Linked DNA regions of Mus musculus: regions 2, 3, 4 and 5 are each linked to region 1. Evidence: chromatin loops called from intact Hi-C (ENCODE). Cell type or tissue: heart. All regions are shown on one strand.

Evidence for each region. Hi-C counts contacts between places; a loop is a spot of excess contacts. Peaks named below come from ENCODE experiments on the same cell type or tissue, not always from the same donor. Only the 100,000 strongest peaks of a DNase experiment are listed, where the experiment ranks them.
Region 2: a loop joins it to region 1, with 11 times the contacts of the local background. A loop is called at or near these places in 6 of 42 quality-filtered maps.
Region 3: a loop joins it to region 1, with 4 times the contacts of the local background. A loop is called at or near these places in 2 of 42 quality-filtered maps.
Region 4: it touches region 1 in a loop (4-fold over the local background); 3 of 42 quality-filtered maps call a loop at or near these places.
Region 5: it touches region 1 in a loop (3-fold over the local background); 7 of 42 quality-filtered maps call a loop at or near these places.

The regions. Positions count from the first base shown.
Region 1 is chr13:60,846,654-60,851,653 of GRCm38, reverse strand. The region is part of intron 5 of 4930486L24Rik (RIKEN cDNA 4930486L24 gene); the gene reads left to right. Among named protein-coding and RNA genes, the nearest start is that of 4930486L24Rik, 15 kb to the left of the region's middle. In heart, no CTCF peak of the experiment used is centred here; a DNase peak (open chromatin) is centred at 2,703.
Region 2 is chr13:60,933,631-60,938,630 of GRCm38, reverse strand. It overlaps Ctla2a (cytotoxic T lymphocyte-associated protein 2 alpha), which reads left to right and starts at 2,006. Exons shown (of 5, transcript NM_007796.2): 1 at 2,006-2,140; 2 at 2,556-2,673; 3 at 2,962-3,084; 4 at 3,179-3,301; 5 at 3,603-4,476. The coding sequence starts at 2,100. The coding sequence ends at 3,611. Tpbpa (trophoblast specific protein alpha) reads left to right here. Exons shown (of 5, transcript NM_009411.5): 5 at 1-139. In heart, no CTCF peak of the experiment used is centred here; a DNase peak (open chromatin) is centred at 1,950.
Region 3 is chr13:60,961,382-60,966,381 of GRCm38, reverse strand. Gm40976 (a long non-coding RNA gene) reads left to right here and starts at 3,454. Exons shown (of 3, transcript XR_873564.1): 1 at 3,454-3,565. In heart, CTCF peaks have their summits at 2,012, 2,211 and 4,497; a DNase peak (open chromatin) is centred at 4,481.
Region 4 is chr13:60,954,531-60,959,530 of GRCm38, reverse strand. All of the region lies in intron 2 of Gm40976 (a long non-coding RNA gene), which reads left to right. It overlaps Gm40975 (a long non-coding RNA gene), which reads right to left. Exons shown (of 3, transcript XR_873562.1): 2 at 2,295-2,583. Among named protein-coding and RNA genes, the nearest start is that of Gm40975, 2.9 kb to the right of the region's middle. In heart, no CTCF peak of the experiment used is centred here; no DNase peak of the experiment used is centred here.
Region 5 is chr13:60,894,720-60,899,719 of GRCm38, reverse strand. Ctla2b (cytotoxic T lymphocyte-associated protein 2 beta) reads left to right here and starts at 2,273. Exons shown (of 5, transcript NM_007797.1): 1 at 2,273-2,385; 2 at 2,975-3,092; 3 at 3,360-3,482; 4 at 3,577-3,699; 5 at 4,001-4,369. The coding sequence starts at 3,006. The coding sequence ends at 4,009. In heart, no CTCF peak of the experiment used is centred here; a DNase peak (open chromatin) is centred at 2,199.

The DNA of each region.
Region 1 (5,000 bases):
TTTAGGATTGGTAAAAATCCTTTCCCAACCTGTTGGTCACCTTTTTGTCTTATTGACAGTGTCTTTTGCCTTACAGAAGCTTTGCAATTTCATGAGGTCCCATTTGTCAATTCTTGATCTTACAGCACAAACTATTGCTGTTCTGTTTAGGAATTTTTCCCCTGTGCCCGTATCTTCAAGGCTTTTCCCCACTTTCTCCTCTATAAGTTTCAGTGTCTCTGGTTTTATTTGGAGTTCTTTGATCCACTTAGACTTGAGCTTTGTACAAGGAGATAAGAATTGATCAATTCCCATTCTTCTACATGATAACTGCCAGTTGTACCAGCACCATTTGTTGAAAATGCTGTCTGTTTTTCACTGGATGGTTTTAGCTCTCTTATCAAAGATCAAGTGACCATAGGTGTGTGGATTCATTTCTGGGTCTTCAATTCTATTTCATTGATCTACCTGTCTGTTGCAATACCAGTACCATGCAGTTTTTTGTTTGTTTGTTTGTTTGTTTATCACAATTGCTCTGTAGTACAGCTTGAGTTCAGGCATGATGATTCCACCAGAGGTTCTTTTATTGTTGAGAATAGTATTTGCTATACTAGGTTTTTATTATTCCAGATGAATTTGCAAATTGCCCTTTCTAACTCAGTGAAGAATTGAGTTGGAATTTTGATGGGGAGTACATTGAATCTGTAGATTGCTTTTGGCAAGATAGCCATTTTTACAATGTTGATCCTGCCAATCCATGAGCATGGGATATCTTTCCATCTTCTGAGATCTTCTTCAATTTCTTTCTTCAGAGACTTGAGAAAACTCACATTCTTATTGAATTATTTATTTAACCCTTAGAAAATCACATAAATGTATATAATATGTTATGGTCAAATTTACACCATTCCTTGTCTCCAATTCCTCCTCTGTCTCCCCAAAACACTTTTCCTTCCCAACTTCCTGCATTATTATTATTATTATTATTATTATTATACCTGTTAGCCCACATAATATTTCATGTGTATACATGAGTATAAGACCATTGACCAAAACATAAGTAAGCTCTCGGGGGCCATATCCATAAAGAAACCTTGCTCTTCTTCTAAAGAAGCTATCAACTGTCCATAGCTTTACAGCCAGGGGTGGGACTTCATGATCCTCCCACTGTCCATGTTGATATTTTGCCAGGACGGACCTTGTGAAGGTCATGTGTGTAAAGCCATAACTCTGATTCCATGAGTGCAATATCTCTCACATGTCTCAATACATAATTCTTATTACACATGCTCACTACCTCTTTTACAATCATTTATATACCACTACCACCACCCCCTTATGAAATGATACCTAAGCCTGAGCTAGCAACCATATGTTAGGGGGAGCCTGATATAGTTGTCTCTCATATAGCTACCTCACTCAGAATTATTTCCAATTCCACCCACTAACCTGAACTTCATAATTTCATTTTTCTTTATAACTGAATATATTCCATTGGGTATATGTACAAAGTCTTAATTATCCATTTAGCAGTTGAAAGACATCCAGGCTGTTTCTATTTTCTGGCTATTATGGATAAAGTAGCAATGAACATGGATGAGCAAGTCCCTCAGTGTTAGGACCTAGACCCATGGCTATATGCCCACAAGTGTTGTAGCTAAATCATAGGGTAGATCTATCTCTGACTTTTGAGGAAACTTTACTCTGATTTCCAAAATTCTACCAACAGTGATAAGTAACCCCCTTTATCCACAGTTATACCAGTCGATTTTCAACATCTGTTTATGATCTTAGCTATTCTGGTCAGAGCAAGATGGAATTTCAAAGCAATTTTAAAGTTGTTGTTGCTTGATGATTTAGGATGTTAAACATTTTTAAAAGTATTTCTTGGCTCTCTTATTCCTTCTTTTGAGAACTCTGATTACTTCTAACCCCTCCAAATTTAGTTGCCTATTTGTTTTCTTAGTGTTGGGTTTGGTTTTGTATTGGTTTTGGTTTTTTGTTGTTGTTGTTGTTGTTGTTTTTTTTTTTTTTTTGCATGTTCTGGATATTAATCATTTGTCAGACATAGAGCTGGTAAAAAAAAAAATTCATTCTGGAAGATGCCTCTTTGTTTGGATGATGGTTTCTGTTTCTATACTAAAGGGTTTTAGTTTCCTGAGGTCCTTTGTGTATATTAATGTAAGATCACATTTATTCATTGAACTTCCATGTAAAATTTTTAGAAAAAATGTTTTATTTAAGATAAAAATCCACTTAAACAGAGTTTTAAAACCTTTAAAAATATAAATGTGGTGTTATTTTTAAAATACAGATTACAAGCATAAGAGGAAAACATGACTTTACTATGACAGGGAAACCTGGAGGTCATTATTATTATTTCCAAAGGACAGGGCAGTAGGATGAGTTTAGTGAAGCACACTGGAAACACAATTAGACATTTTCCCACATTAGTTTTGACTCTCCTCTAGTATCTGTTCTTTTTCTTCATGTAAAATTAATTTATTGAAAAAAACCCTCCCTTGTACTTCATAAAGTGATTAATTAATAACTCCATGCATTTGGTGAGATTCTTCACCAGTTTCTAAAATGCATTTTGTTTGCTTTGGGTCTGAGATGACATCTTACTATGCAGCTATGATTGGCCTTGAATTTACTCAACAGACCAGGCAGGCTGGCTGTGAACTAACACAACTCTCTGCCTGAGTTCGTTGCCAACAGCATAGTATGAAAAAGAACCACATCCTGTGTCTAGGGGCTCTCTGAACCTTGCCACACTAAAAACAAAGGGAAATGATCTGTATAACAGCCATTTCCACCTCAAGGCCTTGAGACTGTGCTATTTCTTAAGAGGTATGTGCTTTTCCCATTGTTGTTCTCTTATGTTTTTCTACCCACATTTCCTTGATTTTGTTCCCCTAATGATCTGTGAACAAAACTTTTTATTCCCTGTAAACACAGTTTAATGGTTGCGTAGTATCTTTTTTTTTTTTTTTTTTTTGAGACAGGGTTTCTCTGTATAGCCCTGGCTATAGGACCACGCCCGGCTTGCAGAGTATCCTTTTTAATTAATTTATTTAGTTATTCACTGTACTTCTTAATATCAGCCCCCCTCTCCTCCAAGCCCCCCTTCATCTCCTCCCACTCCTCCCACTTTCCTCTGAGAAAGGAGAGACACCACACACCATCCTCCCAATCTCCACCACTCTGAATCCCTCCCTCCCACACCCTCATACTCATACCCACACCACACCCAGCACATCAGTCACTGCAGAACTAAGCACATCCTCACTGAGGCTAGACCAGGTGGCCCAGTTAGAGGAACAGGATCCACAGGCAGGCAACAAATTCAGGGACAGCCCTGTCCAGTTGTTGGGGAAGCTGCATGAAGACAAAACTGCACATCAGCAACATATGTGCAGGGGGACCTAGGTCCACTCTTTGGTTGGTGATTCAGTCTTTGGGAGCAAAAAGGGTCCAGATTAGTTGACTCTTTTGGTCTTCCTATGGAGTCCCTATCCACTTCAGGTCTCTCAACCCTTTTGCCTGACACTTCTTCAAGACTCCCCAAGCTCCATCTAATGTTTGGTTTTCGGTCTCTGCATCTGTTTCTGTCAGCTGTTGAATAGAGCCTCTTAGAGAACAGTTATGCTAGGATCATGTCTGCAAGCATAATAGATTATCACTGATAGTGTCAGGAAGTGGTTCTTGTCCATGGGGTGAATCTCAATTTGGGCCAGTCATTGCTTGTCCATTCTCTCCATCTTTGTCCCTGCAAAGAGCATGTTTTAGGTCAGAGGTTGTGTGGGTGAGTTGCTGTCCTTATCCCTCCCCTGGGAGTCCTGTCTGACTAGAGAAAGTGGCCACTTCAGGCTCCATATTCCCCACTTCTAAGAGTTTCAGCTAGAGTAACCCCCATAGCCACTCTGGGGCCTACCCCCACCCCAGGTCTCTGGCATGTGCTAGAGATGCTTCTCCCTCCACCACATCCAGTTGAGTTCTCTCTTCTGTTTGTCCTACACTTGAACCTCCCTTCCCACTCCCATCCCCATTCCCTCTCCCATCCAATTCCCTCTCTCCATCCACCTCTGATATCTATTTTATTTCCCCTTCTGAGAAAGAATCAACCAGCCTCCCTCCCCCCCCTTATCATTTGGATTCTTTGGGTCTGTGGAATATAGTGTATATCCTGTACTTTATGGCTAATATCCACTTATAAGTGAGTATTTGCATGCATGTCCTTTTGGGTCTGGGTTACCTCACATGGGATATTTTCTAGTTCCACTCATTTGCCTGAAAAATTCCTGATGTTCTTGTTTTTAATAGCTGAGTAACACCCCATTGTTTAAAAGAATATTTTCTTTAGTCATTCTTCAGTTGAGGGATATCTTTGTTGTTTCCAGTTTCTATTAAGGATAAAGCTGCTATGAACATAGTTGAGCAAGTGTCCTTTTGGGAAAATAGAGCATCTTTTGGGCCTATGCCCAGGAGTGGTATAGCTGGGTCTGGTGGTAAAACTATTATCAGTTTTCTGAGAAACTGAAAAATTCATTTTCATAATGATTGTAAAAGTTTTCACTCCCACCAGCAATGGAGGAGTGCTCCCTTGCCCCACATCCTTGACAGTATGAATGCGGTTATTGTCTTGTCCTGTTGAGGTGTCCTTTGACTTACAGGAGTTGTTCAGTCTCATGAGATCCCACTTATTAAGTTTTGATCTTAGTGCCTGAGCCATTGGTGTTCTATTCAGGATGTTGTCTCCTGTACCAACAAGTTTCTCTTGTGTTAGATTTAGTGTATTCAGTTTTATGTTGAGGTCTTTGATCCACTCTGACTTGATTTTGTGCAGGGTAATAAATATGCATTTATTTCTTAACCATCAACCATATGCATCCCTTAAAGTCCATAAGAAAGCTCTTTATCCAAATTAACAACAATAAAATGAAAGAAGACCAAAATTATTAAAATTAGGGATAGAAAGGGAAAAATTACAGCAGACACTGGAAAAATTTATCAGTTCA
Region 2 (5,000 bases), 87 kb before region 1:
TTTGAGTTCTTTTCTGGGGAAAAATATTTTTCTTATAGCATTCCTGAGTTGCCTAACTTTTACTATATATTTTAATAAGTTTACAATCATTAACTTGAGAATAATGAATAGTATTTATAATTAAATTATTATCAAATATTACAAAACATAGCAGAATTCTTGCTGTTTATAAAGATGGTGTCTTAAGTCTCTCAAGGCTCTCATCAGGCCATCTCTTGGAGCCTCACCCCAAGTCCCTATAGCTTTTATGCAATGCCCCATGCACCCCTTTTTAGCCATCTCAACATCTAATTACCCACTAGAATCAAGACTCTTAATGTTTAATTAGCCGATCCGATTTATGTACCAATAAAGACAAAATTTACAAGATGCCAATACAGTAACTTCAGAGCCAAATGATAATCATAAAGCTTTAACATAATTATTCTAACCTTTTGATAACACCACGTCAGCCTCCATTCTGGTTCTCCCTTTCCTCCTCAGACTCCCCCCCCCCCCCACCCCTGTATCCTCAACTCCTCCCTCTGCCTCCCTTTTCCTGTCCAATCACAAGCCTCCCACTGCCCTAATATGATTGGACGGGGAAAACTCTGCAAAATAAGATCACTCAAATTTTTATGTAAGCACTTAGGGATATGAGCTTAGATCTCTTAAACCCACCTTCATTTGTGTCCCATAACTTTGACTATGTCATGTAATTAATTTAAGTCTAACAATGTTTTGATCTCTTTTTGATGTCTATCTTGACCCATTTTCATTCACTATGAATTTTTTCATTTCCAGGTGTTTATAAGCTTTCCATTGCTTTTGATATCCTGTGCTACTCCATGGTGCTCAGAAAGGATGGAGGTGTTATTTTAATTTTTTGTACATCAGTTGAGAATTGATTTATGTCCAAGGATATGGTCAGTTTTGAAGAATGTTCCATGAGTATCTTAAAGAATGTAGCAGAAAACGTGAACCAAAGACTACTATACCTTGACCACAAATATGAAGAGATTTCTATCATTTTAATTGTAATGTAGAACTAAGCTGAGTTGCTGCTATCTGTGTATAACAATTCTCAACTTAGATTATCCAGTTTGACATGGGGAAGTCTATGCATGTTTTAGGAAAGTATTCATCTATCCGTCCAATTCTGCCTGTAACAAACATCCAAAAATCATCAAATCTCAATTATGAGGCAGACAAGAATTTGGTACAACTCTGGAGAACATCAGAGGAAAATGGCCATACATCTACTGATTTACCCTTTCATATGTTATATCAAAATGGAAACAAACTTCTGATCACATGTAGAAATTTGTATCCTCTGTATTTTCTCAGCCAAAGACACTGCAGTCTTTTCTGACTTTTGTTAAATCTGCTTTGTAATCATAGGCTCAACAGTGCTTGTCAGAGTCACAGAGAAGTTCACACAGGAATATCCTCATGTCCAGTGAAACCCCTGCATGTCCAGTCAAACACTTCAGTTGTCCCATCAAACCCTGCAGGCCACATATGCTTCAGGCATCTTTTGTTTGGTTTGGGCAATTCTAGCACTTTTCCTAAACACTGTGAATCCCTGAGCTGAGACACTGATGTTCAGGGGAAGTGATAAGTGTTTCAGACTTCTCTGTTTATGAGTGGTTGTTTCATCCTCTCAAGGTGCTTCTGTCAGTCTTAGGCTGTATTTTAAGCAAGACAGACACCGACAGGTACACACTGCTTGATGCTCTATCTACAGATGCAGAATCTGAAGTACTGCTGTGAGACACTGTAGCTCTCCCCACTGACTTCATCCTGCCATAATTGTGTTCTCTAACAATTGTTATCTATAAAACACCAGACATCCTGTGAGTCTTGGCATTCTCAGAAAAGTCGCATCCTTGCTGTATGACTCAGCCTGTTCCTTGGGTCTGATCAGTCTCTAGATGTTTTCCTGTCTGTAATAACTCACTAGCGAAGCTGGCTTGTGACGTCTGCTCTGTGGGCCAGGCAGAGGCTTCAGGAAAGAGCTAGCAGTGCTCCAGGAAGGAAAAGGCGGAGCCACAGGCTGCTCTCCTCAAGTACCACCAGCCTCCTCTGTCAGTTGCTCTTCAGAGACCGTGGACAACAAAATGATGGTTTCTATCTGTGAACAGAAGCTGCAGCACTTCAGGTGAGAGCAGAGAAAAGCAAGGTACACAGACCCCCTACCTACTAACTCATTTTCAGCAAATTTCCTCACAGCTCTACTCTGGTTACCTGAGACATCTCCTATTTTGTAAGTTTTATTCACTGTTTTGTTTTTGCTTTGTTTTCTTCTTTGTCTGTCTCTTAGTTTTTTATGATACTAATAGGATTACATTTTTGTTCTCCTCCTTTTTCTGCCTCACATTCTCAGACATGCCTTTTCTGATACTTTTTAAATTCTGTCCTCTTTTTTCACTCATTGTTATTACATACGTATATGCACATACATATATATTGCTAAATAGAGCTTAGACAGTGTGTATGATATTACTTGTGTTTACCTTTTGGGTCTGACCATAGTATTGGACAACAACTTGTCTATGTTTTGGGAACCCAAATAGTGCTGTCTTCCTGCTCATCCTCTGCTTGGGAATGATGTCAGCTGCTCCACCCCCTGATCCAAGTTTGGATAATGAGTGGAAAGAATGGAAGACGAAATTTGCAAAAGCCTACAATCTGGTTGGTAAAATGGGCACAGTCTAGAGGGATCTCAGAAAGAAGGACTCTTGCTGTTGGGAGTCTGTGGGCATAAATATGGCCGTAAAGACAAGCCATCACTAAGGACTTGCCTAAAGACATGCATTATGAACCCAAGGTGGGCAGCTTTGATGACCCTCTGGGTGAGGAGAATGGCTGACAACAGTGTCATGAGACCACATACTATGGCTCCTCTTTCTCTACATACCATTTCCTCAGCTTGTGTGTGGTGTTAAGATGAGAAATGCTATCTGTTGTACTCATTTTCAGAATGAAGAAAGACACAGAAGACTCGTGTGGGAGGAGAATAAGAAGAAAATTGAGGCACACAATGCAGACTATGAGCAGGGCAAGACCAGCTTCTACATGGGCCTGAATCAATTTAGTGACTTGGTGAGTGAGACACTGATTGTTAATTCTGTTTCTTCACTCCATTTCCTTACAGTTAGTCTCTTGGTTTTAATGTATTGTTTGCTTATTTATAAAGACTCCAGAAGAATTCAAGACAAATTGCTATGGAAACTCACTGAATAGAGGAGAAATGGCTCCTGATTTGCCTGAATATGAAGATTTGGGAAAGAACAGCTATCTGACACCTGGAAGGGCTCAGGTATGACAGAGTCACACTCCCACCCTCAGCTGCCCACAGAAAGCTGAGAAGGAACTGAAGTCCTCACTTGCTTCAGGTGTGAAACAACATGCAGTTCACTGTTTGACTAAGTGTTCAGCTCTTTGAAATGTGAGGAGAGTTTTTACTGTGTTGTGGCTGACAACCTTTTCTTCATGATTGATATACTGTATTTTGGCATTGAACATGGTGAACATGAAGGCAATATATGTCAGGGTAGTATTGTGACAAAGCCACTGTGCTGCAGCCGTTCTAATTAATGTGATGTGTGCTTTTATTCCAGCCAGAGTAACAGCTGTGGCTTGACTGGTAACAATAGCATAGGCTAGAAGTGAAGCAAGCACTCTGCCATTGCCTTGGAAGTCTTCTGTCTCCTGGTATGAGAGGAATGATGCTGGAGAGGCTCAACAGCAGGAGGCATCCCATCACAGCTTCCAGCACCTGCTTTGTGTAGTGTAACATTGAATTCATGTAAGATTAACACTGTGGTGTAAACTCTGAGGCACATTCATGCAATAAAACTACTAGTTTTGGCAGTCTCTAGATGGTCCATCCTTTCGTCTCAGCTCCAAACTTTGTCTCTGAAACTCCTTCCATGGATGTTTTGTTCCCAATTCTAAGAAGGGGCATAGTGTTCACATTTTGTTCTTCGTTCTTCTTGAGTTTCATATGTTTTGCAAATTGTATCTTGTATCTTGGGTAGTCTAAGTTTCTGGGCTAATATCCTCTTATCAGTGAGTACATATCATGTGAGTTCTTTGGCCTGGCAAACACAGAAGTGGATGCTCACAGTTAGGTATTGGATGGAACACAGGGCCCCCAATGGAGGAGCTAGAGAAAGTACCCAAGGAGCTAAAGGGGTCTGCAACCCTATAGGTGGAACAACAATATGAACTAACCAGTACCCCCGGAGCTCATGTCTCTAGCTGCATATCTATCAGAAGATGGCCTAGTCGGCCATCATTGAGAAGAGAGGTCCCTTGGTCTTACAAACTTTATATGCCTCAGTACAGGGGGATGCCAGGGCCAAGAAGTGGGACTGGGTGGGTAGGGGAGTCGCGGGGGAGGGCCTGGGGAACTTTTGGGATAGCATTTGTAATGTAAATGAAGAAAATACCTAATTTAAAAATAAATAAATAAACTACCAGTTTTTGCCCAAGCCCTAAATTGTTTAAATGATTCTCATAACAATCTTTAATTTTCACTTTAGTAAAATGAATATATACCATGACGCCTTAAAATTAAAGCTAGATATTAAATTAGTATTCTGCTTCTTTCCCATTTTGCTTCAGTAAGTTTTTATGTGTATAAACACGGGTATAAGGCATGGTGTTCTAACAGAAAGAATGCATGGTTCTCTCATTATGGGAGTCAGGTTTCCTTTTTTTGTTGATGCCATTAACCACCCCAGTTGGGTATGGGGCTCCCTTGAATGAGGGTCCTCAAAGCTAGGTGGGTCAGGATTCGGCAGTGAAAACCAGAAACAAACACAGAGGCAGTTTGAATCTGAGTGTATTTTGCAGCTCTCAAGCAGGGGGTTTTATACATTAAAAAAATATATATATTAAAACTCTTAGAAGATATGTTCAATGAAGCAATCACAAATACCATTGTTATTTGGAACAGTAAAGCACAAAAATCAAGCAAGCATTACAACTCTGAAAAGATGTATTCAGTGAAT
Region 3 (5,000 bases), 110 kb before region 1:
GAATAGATCCATTCTTATCTCCTTGTACTAAGGTCAAGTCTAAGTGGACCAAAACACTCCACATAAAACCAGAGACTCTGAAACTGAAATAGGAGAAACTTATAGAGGAGAAAGTGGGGAAATGCCTCAAAGATATGAGCACAGGAGAAAAATTCCTGAATAGGACAGCAATGTCTTGTGCTGTAAGAAAGAGAATTGACAAATGGGACCTCATAAAATTGCAAAGCTTCTGTAACGCAAAAGACACTGTCAATAAGACAAAAAAGGCCACCAACTGATTGGGAAAGGATCTTTACCAATCCTAAGTCAGATAGGGGACTAATATCCAATATATATAAAGAACTCAAGAAGATGGACTCCAGAAAATCAAATAACCCCATTAAAAAATGGGGCACAGAGCTAAACACAAGAATTCTCACCTGAGAAATACAGAAGGGCTGAAAAGCACCTGAAAAAAATGTTCAACATTCTTAATCATTAGGAAAATGCAAGTCAAAACAACCCTGACATTCCACCTCACACAAGTCAGAATGGCTAAGATCAAAAATTCATGTGACAGCAGATGCTGGTGAGGATGTAGAGAAAGAGGAACACTCCTCCATTGCTGGTGGGATTGCAAGCTTGTACAACCACTGTGGTAATCAGTCTAATGTTTCCTCAGAAAATTGGATGTAGTACTCCCAGAAGATCCAGCAATTCCTCTCCTGGGCTTATACCCAGAAAATATTCCACCGTGTAATAAGGACGCGTGCTCCACTATGTTCATAGCAGGCTTATTTATAATAGCCAGAAACTGGAAGAACCAGATGTCCCTCAACAGAGGAATGGATACAGAAAATGTGGTGCATTTACACAATGGAGTACTACTCAGCTATTAAAAACAATGAATTCATGAAATTCTTAGGCAAATGGATGGATCTGGAGGATATTATCCTTAATGAGGTAACCCAGTCACAAATGAACACACATGATATACACTCACTGAAAAGTGGATATTAGCTCAGAAACTTAGAATATCCAAGATCCAATTTGCAAGACACATGAAAATCAAAAAGGAAGACCCAAGTGTGGATACTTCACTCCTTCTTAGAATGGGGAACAAATATCCATGGAAGGAGTTACAGAAACAAAGTTCTGAGCTGAGACAGAAGGAAGGACCATTCAGAGAATGCCCCTCCCGGGGATTCATCCCATATACAACCACCAAACCCAGAAACTATTGCATATGCCAGAAAGATTTTGCTGACAGAACCCTGAGATAGCTCTCTCTCTCTCTCTCTCTCTCTCTCTCTCTCTCTCTCTCTCTCTCTCTCTCTCTATTTCTCTTGTCAGACTATGCCAGTGCCTAGCAAATACAGAAGTGGATTCTCACAGTCATCTATTAGATGGAGCACAGGGCCATCTAATAATAATGAAGGAGCTAGAGAAAGTACCCAAGATGCTAAAGTGGTCTGCAACCCTATAGGAGGAACAACAATATGAACTAACCAGTACCTCCCAGAGCTGTGTCTCTAGCTGCATATATAGCTGAGGATGGCCTAGTTGGCCATCAATGAGAGGGGAGGCTCTTGCTCTTGCGAAGATTATATGCCCCAGTACAGGGGAAAGCCAGGGCCAGTAAGTAGGTGTGTATGGGTTTGGGAGCAGGGTGAGGGGAGAGTATAGGGGGCTTTGGGGGATAGCATTTGAAACGTAAATGAAGAAATTATCTAATAAAAAATAAAGACAACCATGTGCTCACATTAAATAAGTAAATAAATCTTTTTTAAAAAAGAAATATAATAGCATTTTCTCAAAAGCCACTGCAAAATGTAGATCAAAGGGGACAGAAAGCATGCAGAGGATATATATATATATACATATATCACATATACATGTGTGTGTGTGTGTGTGTGTGTGTGTGTGTGTGTGTGTGTGTGTATCTCTTATAACTGTATAGGAAGTGCGAGAAACCAAAATACCAGGGATAAAAGCACAAAATTGGAGTTGTAAAATGTTTTTTTGAGTCCCTGGAGACAAGAATGCAGACTACATGATCAGGTGATGGTCAGCAGAGCTTGCAGATGTCTGTTGCTGATGTCTGTGTTGGACTAGGGTCTGATGTCATCCAGAGATAATTTTCTTTCTTGCAGATGAGAGCCCTCTACTGGCCACAGCTAGGTTTGCATAGGACTGCGAATTCCCTCACACTTGGAGAATTTCCCAGATTCCCTCTCCCTGGGATGGCTGAGATCTTTTTTCCCAGTGCAGTGAGAGATCCACAGAATGCAAATTAGTACAAGGTCCATGGCTACGGACTTCCAAGGCGTACCACGGAATAAGCACGCCACTAGCAGGGTGCTGCTACAGATATCATGAGCAGCCCTAGCACCTCAGGATACTGTCTACAGCCACTAAGGGTAACAGGAGGCTTCATAGCCACACCTGGCTCAGGCTCAGCACTGAGACACGCTTTTTATTTTATTTTCTCCCTGAGAATGTCCAAACCTAAGGGCATTCTTCTCCTCTTCTCCCCAAATCCTCCAGCCTGTGTCTGTCTAGTCTTCCTGGGTTCTCTAATACAGTGATTCTCAGCCTTCCTAATGCTGCAACACTTTAACACAGGTCCATTTGCTGTGGTGACCCCAAAACATAAGATTATTTTTGTTGTTCTTTTCATAACTGTGAATTTGCTACTGTTATGAATCAAAACGTAATACCTGTGTTTCCCGATGGTCTTATACAACTCCTGTGAAAGGAACATTCACTCCTCAAAGGGGACAATTGCTATTCTCATGGATTGAGAATGACTGCTCTAGAATTTCACTTACCCAGCGACTGTGGCAGGGCAAATTGAGACAGTTTACACAGCAAAGTACCCTGATCTCAGGATCCTAAGAACGTCCACCTTTAAATAATAAATTCTCTCTGAAATGTGAGCTCCCCATCGCTCTCTGGCCTGACAAAACAATTTGAGGTATCACAGTCTTGGAAAAATCTGCAATGGATTCAAGGCTCATGAGGGCACAGGCTGGCTTTGAAGGTACAACTGTGCCCACCCACCTCAACCAGTGAGACTGAGTCTCCACAGATCAAAGGAAATGCTACAGATCTGAATGAGGGAATGATGGAGCTGGAGGTATTGGAGCACATGAGCAGTAGAAACAAGCAGTTCTCATGTTAGGACTGAAGCAAGCAATACATGAGAAAGATGTCTGTGGGTAGCTTTAGCAAACAAAGGTACTGTTCGGGAATACACATGGTGTTATGTCTTGTGAGTATTAACTTTAGTCATGTAAAAGACATTCCTCCTGAGCCTTTTCCTTTCCACAAAGATAATGTGGAAATGCCAGGGCATTCCTTTCATGTCCTGGCTTTTTTTAATGGCAGACTTTTGGTTTATGTTAAAAATTTCTTTTGGCAAAACAGTCCATGATTTTACAATGTTTTTTTTTAATCACGTACTAGGTGAAAACCATTTCGCTGTGATGAATATGCTATGAGATTCATACAGAAATATCACATGAAAAAGCACAAAAGAACTCACAGTGGAGAGAAGCCTTATCAGTGTGAATACTACTTGCAGGTAAGTCAGACAGTTTGAATTCTCCTACCTTAACTGCAGTGCAAAATCACTAACAAGTTAGGCACCATTTAGTACTAGTATCATTTGAGATTTTTAAGCTCTGATTAGATTTATAATAGAAGCTTGATCAGTGAATTGGTTTAGAATTATTTATATTGTTATTAATTATCTTGTTTCTTTTCTTCTCTTCCTTGTTGACCAAAAACAAACAAACAAACAAACAAACAAACATAAAAACAACAACAAAATACCACTTCGTGTCCTGGCTTTTAAGGGCATCCACTTATCATACTTCATGTAATTCTTTTTAGAAGGCCACCTAGTGGGACCAGCATTCTGCACTCCCTTCCATCCATAGATCACCATATATTCACAGTTTTCTTACACAGGCTCCCACAGAATTGAGTGGTTGTCTGTGATTTACTTGTGGAAGTGGCACACACTACCAAAGGACAGAGCAGTTCACCCTAAGTTCTGCTTGCTTTATTTTGTACAACTGTTTTTCCTCTTTTCTTGTACCCTTCTACTCTGGATTTCTGAAGCTTGTTCTCTGTTTCTCACTGCGACAAAGACTGTTATTGTTATCATCATCATCATCATTATTATCATCATTAATTCTGTCCTTCAGTTTCTTATTCTGTCCTTCACACAAGCAGTCTTGGCTGTATCATTTCTCTCCAAATCTTTTCTGTTCTTAAATTCTGGGTCATGACTCATCACATGAGAAGTTTCTCAACATTAAAGTCTTCTGGCTGTAAAATGACCTAAACAATTCAAAATGATGACATATAAATGAGCACCAAGTGTTGCTGGAAAAGTTCACAGGTGTTGAATTTCGTTCACTCCTTCCTTGGTCCTGAAAACACTACGTGCTGTTCAAATGGTACATGCAGTCCTAGCACAAGATGTGGGAATGTTGCCGGGAGGAACACAGCTGTGCTGTGCTCAGGGTGGAGCTGTTTGTCTCCTGAGCATCAGGGCTGTCACTGAATGTGAACATATTTCTTAGCTTATGGAAACACGATTTAATTACAGAAAGCAAAAACCATTTCCATCTAGTCCTACCATACTACCTCAACAAGGAAGCGTTCTGTTAGTGGTTTTCAGATTGGGTGTACTAGAATATTTATTTTTAAATCTTCTGTTTGAATAATGGTCTTAAGTTTCACACAAAAAAAGAAAGAGAGAGAGAGAGAGAGAGAGAGAGAGAGAAAGGAAGGAAGGAAGGAAGGAAGGAAGGAAGGAAGGAAGGAAGGAAGGAAGGAAGGAAGGAAGGAAGGAAGGAAGAAAGAAAGAAACAAAAGAAGAAAGAAGGAAACCAAAAGAACAAAACAAAAACCTTCTTCCTCTCTTCATGGCTTGACATTAGGGCAGAATATTGAAGTTGGTCTACATCCTAAAATATCAAATAGACAGACTTTCCTCAAAGTTAATT
Region 4 (5,000 bases), 110 kb before region 1:
CTAGTAGATACGATAAATATTGAGTTGAAAGTTGTGTAAGTGGTTTGGTGTCTCTATGGCTCTACAGGGGTTCCTGACTGGCTACAGGTGGCCTCTTTAAGTTACATAGCCCCAATGTAGTGAGTCACAGCTAAGGTCACTCCCATTGACTCTTGGCACCTCTCTTATTCCAGATCTCTGACTCATCCTGGAGATACTCTTCACCTCCTCACCCCTGTCAGTTGCAGATTTCCATTCATTTCATGGCCATCTAGCCATCTATCTGTCCTTTCCTACACCTGATGCTGAACACCCCATTCCCCTCCTTATCCCCCATCATTCCAAGTTCCCTCTTATGACTATTTTATTCCCCCATTCTAAGTGAGACCCCAGCTTCCTCACTTAGGGTCTCCTTTCTCAGCTTCTTTGAGTTTGGGAAGTGTAATATGGTACCTGTATTTTAAGGTTAATATCCACTTACAAGTGAGTACATATCATGCATGTTCTTTTGGGACTAGGATATCTCACTCAAGTTCTAGTCTTTGCCTGCAAAATTCATGATTTGTTTGTAATAGCTGAATAGTATGCCATTGTATTCTTTTTCCATTCTTCAGTTGAGGGACATCCAACTGAGCTTATTTCCAGTTTCTGGCTATTACTAATAAAGCTGCTATGAACATAGCTGAGCAAGTGTCTTTGTGAGACATTGGAACATTTTTTGGGTATATGCCCAGGAGTGGTATAGCTGAGTCTTGAGATAGAACTATTCCAAGTTTTCTGAGAAAATGCCACATTGATTTCCAAAGTGGTTGTTCAAGTTTGCACTCCCACCAGAAATGAAGGGTTCCCCTTGCTAACTGTGGAACTTTTTTTGATGTGAGGTAAAGTACACTGAACATGGGAAGATGACAGAAAATCCAAATCTTTTAAAAATAAGAAATTATAGATATGTTTCTCATATGGAAACCTCCATCACCTGAAGAAGCATAACCTAAAATAGAACCCCTCAGGAATAGCCTCTTCAGTCTTGTAGAAATGTCTCTTGCCTAGCCATGGATTTAGAGCTTCAATGATATCCTAGTGCTATTAAGCACCTATTTAGCCTATTCAGGGTTTGATGAATATTACATCTGGCTTTGCATAAAAAGAAGTTTACTTTTTGGCTCTGTAAGATTTTGGAATTCAAAATTGTAAAAGCATAGACACTCTAGTTATTGTTATTACTGTGAGTTATAAATTTGCTTTCATCTCTAGAGAAAAAAGGTTTACTTGGGGGCATATACCTAATGAGTGATTTTTTCACTGCCTGTAATTGACATGTGATATTGGTATGCAGGAAAAAGAGCAGAAAATGTACGTGAAAATGTATAGGAAATGCCCAACAGTGGCGTATAGAAAATGAAGAGACCACCTCAAATAGGTAGACATAGCCTCTAGTTGAGGGACAGGACCACCTACCCCATCTCAAAATTTTTGACCCAGAATTGTTCCTGTCTAAAGGAAATGCAGGTACAAAAAATGGGGCAGAGACTTAAGGAAAAGCCATCCAGAGACCACTTCAACTTGGGATCTATTCCTTCTACAAATACCAAACCCAACACTATTACTGATGCCATGTTGTGCTTGCAGACAGGAGCCTGTCCTCTGAGAGGCTCTACCAACATCTGACTGAGAGAAATAAAGATACAGCCAACTATTGGACTGAGCTCAGAGACCCTTATGGAAGAGTTAGGGGAAGAATTGAAGGAGCTGTAAGGGATTGCAGCCCCATAGGAAGAACAACAGTATCAACTAACCAGACCCCTCAGAGATTCCAGAGACTAAGCTACCAACCAAAGAGCATACATGGGCTAGTCTGTAGCTTCCACTACATATTAGCCTTGTCTGGCCTCAGTGGGAGAGGATGAACTTGGTCCTTTGGAGGCTTGGTGCCCCAGAGAAGGGGCATACTAGAGGGATGAGGTGAGAGTGGTGGGGGGGTACACCTCTTAGCAAAATGGAGTAGGAAGTTTGTGGAGGGGAAACTAGGAAGAGGGATAACATTTGAAATGTAAATAATCAGAATAATTAATACAAATATAAAGAAGAAAAAACTTCAATAAAGGACAATATTGAGATAACTGGCAAAACTGATGACATGGGTATTAAATAAAAGTAGTGATTCAGTAGAAAGAAAGGAAGAAGCAAAGAAAGAAACTGTATAACTGTATAGGCAGATGAAACTGTATAGGCTCTTAGAGAAGGCTCAATAACTCCTTATCTCTGTCTAAGCACACCTGGGTTGTTCTGACTCAACACGACAGGTGTGTCCTTACCACAAGGTTTCTTTTCCTTTCAGCTATCCCATTTCCTGTTGATAAGATTCTTCACTTTGGCCTCACAGAGTTCTTTCCCTCGGGGTTCAGTCTCATGGGTCATGGAAATTCCAAGTGGCAGATGGTGATGTATAGACCCCTGCAGATTAGTCTTCTTTGTCAGTACCCAAACCAATGCTGCCGTTGTATTCTGACCAGTTTCTCCTCATAACTTGAGTTACTCACAGGGGATACAATTCTGTATGGGGTAGAGTTTGGTGGTCATCTTTTGGAGCTGATGCCTGTATGTCTACATTGGGAAGACAGCAAAATAAAGAACATTTACATTCAGGGATGAGAAAGAGATATGAGAAGAGAATATGGACTTAGTCATATGTAAGGAGCTACATGGATGGTACGTGAGTACAGATACAGTGTGAGCAGGTCATCATATAGACATTGTTTTATGGTGAGCAAGAGATCAGAATTTATTATTCTATCCTGCTCAGTGACCCTACTTTCTTATTCATTGGAGTGTGGAAGCTGGTGAGTGTTGTAGTAAAATTTAGCTGGTGTACATATATTCACAGAGTTGTGACAAATGGATTTTAACTACATGAAAAGGTAGGTTAAAACTTTAAGAGCCTCACCAATCTCTTATGAACTATTGGCTCTGGCTCTTCCACTGGGTTGGTAGTAGAGAAGACTGGAGAGTGGTAAGAGATAACAGGCCACAGAGATGTTCACCTACTCAGTGCTTCCAGGTTCTTGACACTGCCTGAGAAAAATTCTAGGAGTCAGGAGTAAAGGGTTTGAAGATGGGAAGTCAGTAGGGTACCAAGATTTAAGAAGACATAAAACTGGGAAGAGGGAGGATGTGCTGGGGTCCTGAAAGGCATTGGATTAGGGGAGTGTGGACTGAATGATTAAAGTACACCATATATAAAATTCTCAGAGAATAAATAAAAATATAATTAAAATAAAATTATCCCATGAAATATACAAGGGAACATGTGTCCAAATATGTTATAAAACCAATATTACAATATCACACAAATAATGAAACCAACCAAACACACACACACACACACACACACACACACACACACACACACATTGTAGAATAACAACTCTGATAGACACAAAGTTCTCAATAAAATAATTACAAAATGAATTCAAGAACATGTCAAAATGAACATTAATCGTGATTAAGTTGGCTTCAATCTAGTGATGCAGGGGTTGTTAAAAATATGCAAATAAATAAGTAAAGTTAATAACATAAATGTGTTTAAAGATTGGAATGACTTGATCATTTCAACTGACACAGAAAAAGCCTTTGGCAAAATCCACCATCGTTTGTGATAAAGACCCAAAGCAAACAGAATGATGGGGATATAACTCAACATTAAAATAGCTATATATAACAAATCAACATATATAGAAAAACTGGTACCATCCCTATTACAAGGCAAAGATTCCCACTGCCTTCACTCCTATTCAGTATGGTGCTTGAAGTCTTGCCCAACATACAGGTTGAGAGGATGACAAAAATGGCGCATATAAAAAGAAAAACCAAGGAATCAAAGTTTCTGTATTTGCAGAATATTTTCACCAGAAAACTCCTAGATGACAAACATCTGCAGGAAACAAAATGAAGAAACTCAGATCAGTACCCTGTCTTTATAATAATGGAAGCAGACTGAGAAAGAAATCAGAGAAAGGCTTTAGTCCTCCAATTCACAGTGAGTTCAAAAACAAACAAATGTAATGAAACAAGCTTAGTCAAGCAAGAAAAAGAAATCTCTGAGTTACTGAAGAAACAAATTGAAGACTCTGAAAGATGAAAGACTCCCCATGTTCATGTATTGCTGAGATTAACTCTGCAAAAATCACCATTTGTCTTAGTTAGGGTTTTACTGTTGTTAACAGACCCCATGACCAAAGCAAGTCTTAAAAAGGACAACATTTAATTGGGGCTGGCTTACAGGTTCAGTCCATTATCATCAGGAACATGGCAGTGTTCAGGCAGGCATGATGCAGGAGGAGCTGAGAGTTCTACATCTTCATTTGAAGGCTACAAGCACAATACTAGCTTCCAGATATCCAGGAGGAGGGTCTTAAAGCCCACCCTCACAATGACTCACGTACTTCAGCAAAGCCACACCTACTCCAACAGGGCCACACCTTCTAATAATTCCACTCTCTAAGCTGAATATATACAAACAATCACACCACCCTACTAAAAGCAATATATGACTTCTAGGATGCACCAATTAAAATTCCAGTGTCACTCTACATAGACATAAAAATATTAAAGTTAATACTGAAACACAAAAGACCTTGGATAAACAAGGAAATTGAGAGGGGGAAAATTGCTGCTGGAGGTATCATCATCCCTGATTAGAACATATACTACATAGCCATGGTAATAAAAAGAGCCTGGTACTGACACCAAAGCAAGACACATAGATCAATGGAATTGGATACATGGACTAGAGCAATCACTGGGTGCTTGTATTGGGGAGGTAATTTTCCTCAAAGATTAAGGAAAGACTGAGTTGCCCATGCTCTAGTATATAACTTCCCTCACTCACGCTCATGCAAGAAACTTTATTTAAGCCCAATGAGTCTAATATTAATGTTAGCATTAATATTGTATTAATATTACAAATAATGATAATAATAGGATTGGTTGCATGCTCAGTTGATAAAATTACTTACTGCTTA
Region 5 (5,000 bases), 48 kb before region 1:
ATTACAAAACATAGCAGAATTCTTGTATCTATTGGGCGGTAAGATGGTGTCTTGTCTCCCAAGGCTCAAGATTCCCTAAGTCTGTGTGTTGAGTCAGATTAGACATACTGAAAAGGTTTTCAAGATCTGTGAAGAATTGTGTTAGAATTTTGATGGAGATTGCACTGAGTCAGTAGCGTGCTTTTGATGGGATAACCATTCTCACTATACAAATCCAAGCCAATCCATTAGCATAGCACATTTTTTCATCTTTCAATGTCTTCTTGAATTTCGTCAACAATTGATGATTTTGATGATTTCCTGCCACCTACTCCTTTTGGGATTATATCTTCTTTTTATTCTAGAACTTTCAGGAGTAATATTTAATTATTAGAATAAGATTGTTTCGGGAAATATCTAGAGCTAGCCCCTGTGCCAGGTGATCTCACTCACTTGGTCTCTTGGCCCACCAACTAGACAGCCCTGCTAGACCACATAGCTCCCAAAAGGCAGTCTCATATACAGGGACCCCCAAGTTCCTCTAGCTTTCATGTGATACCCCGTGCCCTCCTGGTTAGCCATCTCAACATCTAATTACCCCCCTGGAATCAAGACTCTTAATGCTTAATTAGCCAATCAGATTTATGTACCAATAATGACACAATTTACAAGATGCCAAGAGCCAAATGATAATGATAAAGCTTTAGCACAGTTATTCTAGCCTTTTGATAACACCATGTCAGCCTCCATTCTGGTTCTCCCTCTCCTCCTCAGACCTCTCTCTGTGTCTTCTAAACTCCTCACTCTGCTTCCCTTCTCCTGTCCAATCACAAGCCTCCCACTGCCCTAATGTTATTGGACAGGGAAAATTCTGCAAAATAAGATCACTCAAATTTTTATGTAAGCACGTAGCTATATGAGCTTAGTTCTCTTAGACCCACCTTCATTTGTGTTCCATAACTTTGGATATGTAATGTAATTAATTTAAATCTGACAATGTTTTGATCTCTTTCTGATTTCTATCTTGACCCAATTTTATTCACTGGAAATTTTTTCGTTTCCATGTGTTTATAAGCTTTCTGTTGCTTTTGATATCCAGCGTTACTCCACAGTGCTCAGAAAGGATGGAGGTGTTATTTCAATTTTTTGTACATCAGTTGAGAATTCCTTTGTGTCCAAGTATATGATAGGTTTTGAATAATGTTCCATGGGTAACTTAAAGAATGTAGCAGAAAATGTGAACCAAAGACTACCACAACTTGACCACAAATGTGAAGAGATTTCTTTCATTTGAATTGTAATGTAGAACTAAGCTGAATTGCTACTATCTGTGTATATCAATTCTCTGCTTAGATTTTTATCCAGTTTGACTTGGGGGAGCATATGCATTTTTTTAGAAAAGTATTATCTATCCATCCAATTCTTTCTGTAATACACATTCAATAATCTTCAAATCTCAATTATATGACAGACAAGAATTTGGTACAACTCTGGAGAACATCAGAGGAAAATGGCCATGCATCTACTGATTTACCTTTTATATGTTATAGCAAAATGGAAACAAACTTCTGATCACATGTAGAAATTTGTATCCTCTGTATTTGCGCAGCCCAAGGCCACTGTAGTCTTTTCTGACTTTTGTTAAGTCTGCTTTTTAATCATAGGCCCAACTATGCTTGTGAGAGTAATAGAGAAATCCACACAGCAATTAACTCATGTTCAGTCAAACCCTGCAGTTGTCCCATCAAACCCTGCAGGCCATAGAGCTTTGTATGCATCAGGCATTTGTTGTTGCGTTCAGACAACTCTAGCATTTTTCACAAACACTGTGAATTCCTGAGTTGAGACACTGACATTCCAGGTAAGTGATGAGTGTTTCAGACTACTCTGTCTATGAGTGGTTGTTTCACCTTCTCTGAAAGTGCTTCTGTCTGTCTTGGGCTGCGTTTCTAACAAGACAGACACAGACAGGTACGCACTGCTTGATGCTCTCTCTACAGATGCAGAATCTGATGTAGGACTGTGAGACACTGTAGCTCTCCCCACTGACTTCATCTTGCCATAATTGTGTTCTCTAACAATTGTTAACTCTAGAGAACCAGACATCCTGTGAGTCTTGGCATTGTCAGAGAAGTCTCATGCTTCCTGTATGACTCAGCCTAGTCCTTGCGTCTGGTCAGTCTCTAGATGTTTTCCTGTCTGTAGTTGTGAAGCTGGCTTGTGACGTCTGCTCTGTGGGCCAGGCCGAGGCTTCAGGAAAGAACTAGCAGTGCTCCAGGAAGGAAAAGGTGGAGCCACAGGCTGCTCTCCTCATGCACCACTAGCCTCCTCTGTCAGTTGCTCTTCAGAGGCCCTGGACAACAAAGTTCTGGTTTCTATCTGTGAACAGAAGCTGCAGCACTTCAGGTGAGAGCAGAGAAAAGCAAGGTACACAGGCCCCCTACCTGCTAACTCATTTTCAACAAACTTCCTCACAGCTCTACTCTGGTTACCTGAGACATCTCCTATTTCGTAGGTTTTATTCACTGTTTTGTTTTTGCTTTGTTTTCTTGTTTGTCTGTCTCTTAATTTTTTTTTTTTTTTTTTTTTGGTTTTTTTCGAGACAGGGTTTCTCTGTGTAGCCCTGGCTGTCCTGGCACTCACTTTGTAGACCAGGCTGGCCTCGAACTCAGAAATCCGCCTGCCTCTGCCTCCCGAGTGCTGGGATTAAAGGCGTGCGCCACCACGCCCGGCTTCTTAATTTTTTATGATGATAATAGGATTACATTTTTTTCTCCTCCTTTTTCTGCCTCACATTCTCAGACATGCCTTTTCTGATACTTTTTAAATTCTGTTCTCTTTTTTTACTCATTGTTATTACATACATACATGCACATACATATATATTGCTAAATAGAGCTTAGACAGTATGTATAACATTACTTGCATTTACCTTTTGGGTCTGACCATAGTATTGGACAACAACTCATTGTCTATGTTTTGGGAACCCAAATAGTGCTGTCTTCCTGCTCATCCTCTGCTTGGGAATGATGTCAGCTGCTCCATCCCCTGATCCAAGTTTGGATAATGAGTGGAAAGAATGGAAGACAACATTTGCAAAAGCCTACAGTCTGGTTGGTAAAATGGGCACAGTCTAGAGGGATCTCAGAAAGAAGGACTCTTGCTGTTGGGAGTCTGTGGGCATAAATATGGCCATAAAGACAAGCCATCACTAAGGACTTGCCTAAAGACATGCATTATGAACCCATACTGGGTAAGGAGAATGGCTGACAACAGTGTCATGAGACCACATGCTTTGGCTCTTCTTTCTCTACATACCATTTCCTCAGCTTGTGTGTGGTGTTAAGATGAGAAATGCTATCTGTTGTACTCATTTTCAGGATGAAGAAAGACACAGAAGACTCATGTGGGAGGAGAATAAGAAGAAAATTGAGGCACACAATGCAGACTATGAGCGGGGCAAGACCAGCTTCTACATGGGCCTGAATCAATTTAGTGACTTGGTGAGTGAGACACTGATTGTTAATTCTGTTTCTTCACTCCGTTTCCTTACAGTTAGTCTCTTGGTTTTAATGTATTGTTTGCTTATATATGAAGACTCCAGAAGAATTCAGGACAAATTGCTGTGGAAGCTCAATGTGTAGAGGAGAAATGGCTCCTGATTTGCCTGAATATGAAGATTTGGGAAAGAACAGCTATCTGACACCTGGAAGGGCTCAGGTATAACAGAGTCACACTCCCACCCTCAGCTGCCCACAGAAAGCTGAGAAGGAACTGAAGTCCTCACTTGCTTCAGGTGTGAAACAACATGCAGTTCACTGTTTGACTAAGTGTTCAGCTCTTTGAAATGTGGGGAGAGTTTTTACTGTGTTGTGGCTGACAACCTTTTCTTCCTGATTGATATACTGTATTTTGGCATTGAACATTGTGAACATGAAGGCAATATATGTCAGAGTAGTATTGTGACAAAGCCACTGTACTGCAGCCATTCTAATTAATGTGATGTGTGCTTTTATTCCAGCCAGAGTAACAGTTGTGGCTTGACTGGTAACAATATCATAGTCTAGGAGTGAAGCAAGCACTCTGCATTGTCTTGGGAGTCTTCTGTCTCCTGGTATGGGAGGAATGATGCTGTAGAGGCTCAACAGCAGGAAGCAGCCCATCACAGTGTCCAGCATGTGCTGTGTGATATGCAAAACTGAACTCATATAAGATCAACACTGTGGTGTGAACTCTGAGGCACAGTCATACTGAGAAATCATTGCCAATTTTTAGCTCTGAAGTTCCTTAAATGATTCTCACAAGGATCTTTAGTTTTCACTTTAATAAGATGAATATATGCCATGATGTCTTCAAATTAAAGCTAGATATTAAATTAGTACTCTGCTTCTTTCTGGTTTGGTTTATGTGTACAGACACACAGTTCTGCTTGAAGGTATAACTGCCTGTTGCATGGTGTTCTAAAAGAGAGAGTGCATGGCTCTCTCATTACGAAGGCAGGTTTGTCTCCTGGGTTGAGCTTGTTTCAAGGGTTTTGGAGCCTACTTTTGATAATCATTTGAAAACCTATATTTAATTTTCTGTGAATCCCAATCATTAATTCCCATGAATTCACAAAGTATCACTGGCAACCGGAAAGTAGCTTAGTACAGTGGTGTCACCTCTGTATTATTTATGAAGACTCCAGAAGAATACAGGACAAATTGCTGTGGAAGCTCAATGTGTGTCCCTCTACTCTGATCCTCAGCCATGAATCTCATTTTATATGGACATACCATACCAGTGCTTTGTACTGTGTACTATGACTACATAGAACCCATCTACAGGGTGAGATTTGTGATCACTGAAGTGTAGTCTATGCTCCAGTGACCCACAACCCAACAGAGCCCTGTCATGCAAAATAGTACACAGCCATCTCTTGCTGCATAGTGTTTCAGTACAAACCTCAAAAGTCATCATATTTCCAGAAGTGTTCAAACCTCCTAAGCTTAATCTTTTTCTTAGACCATTAACTGTGACTA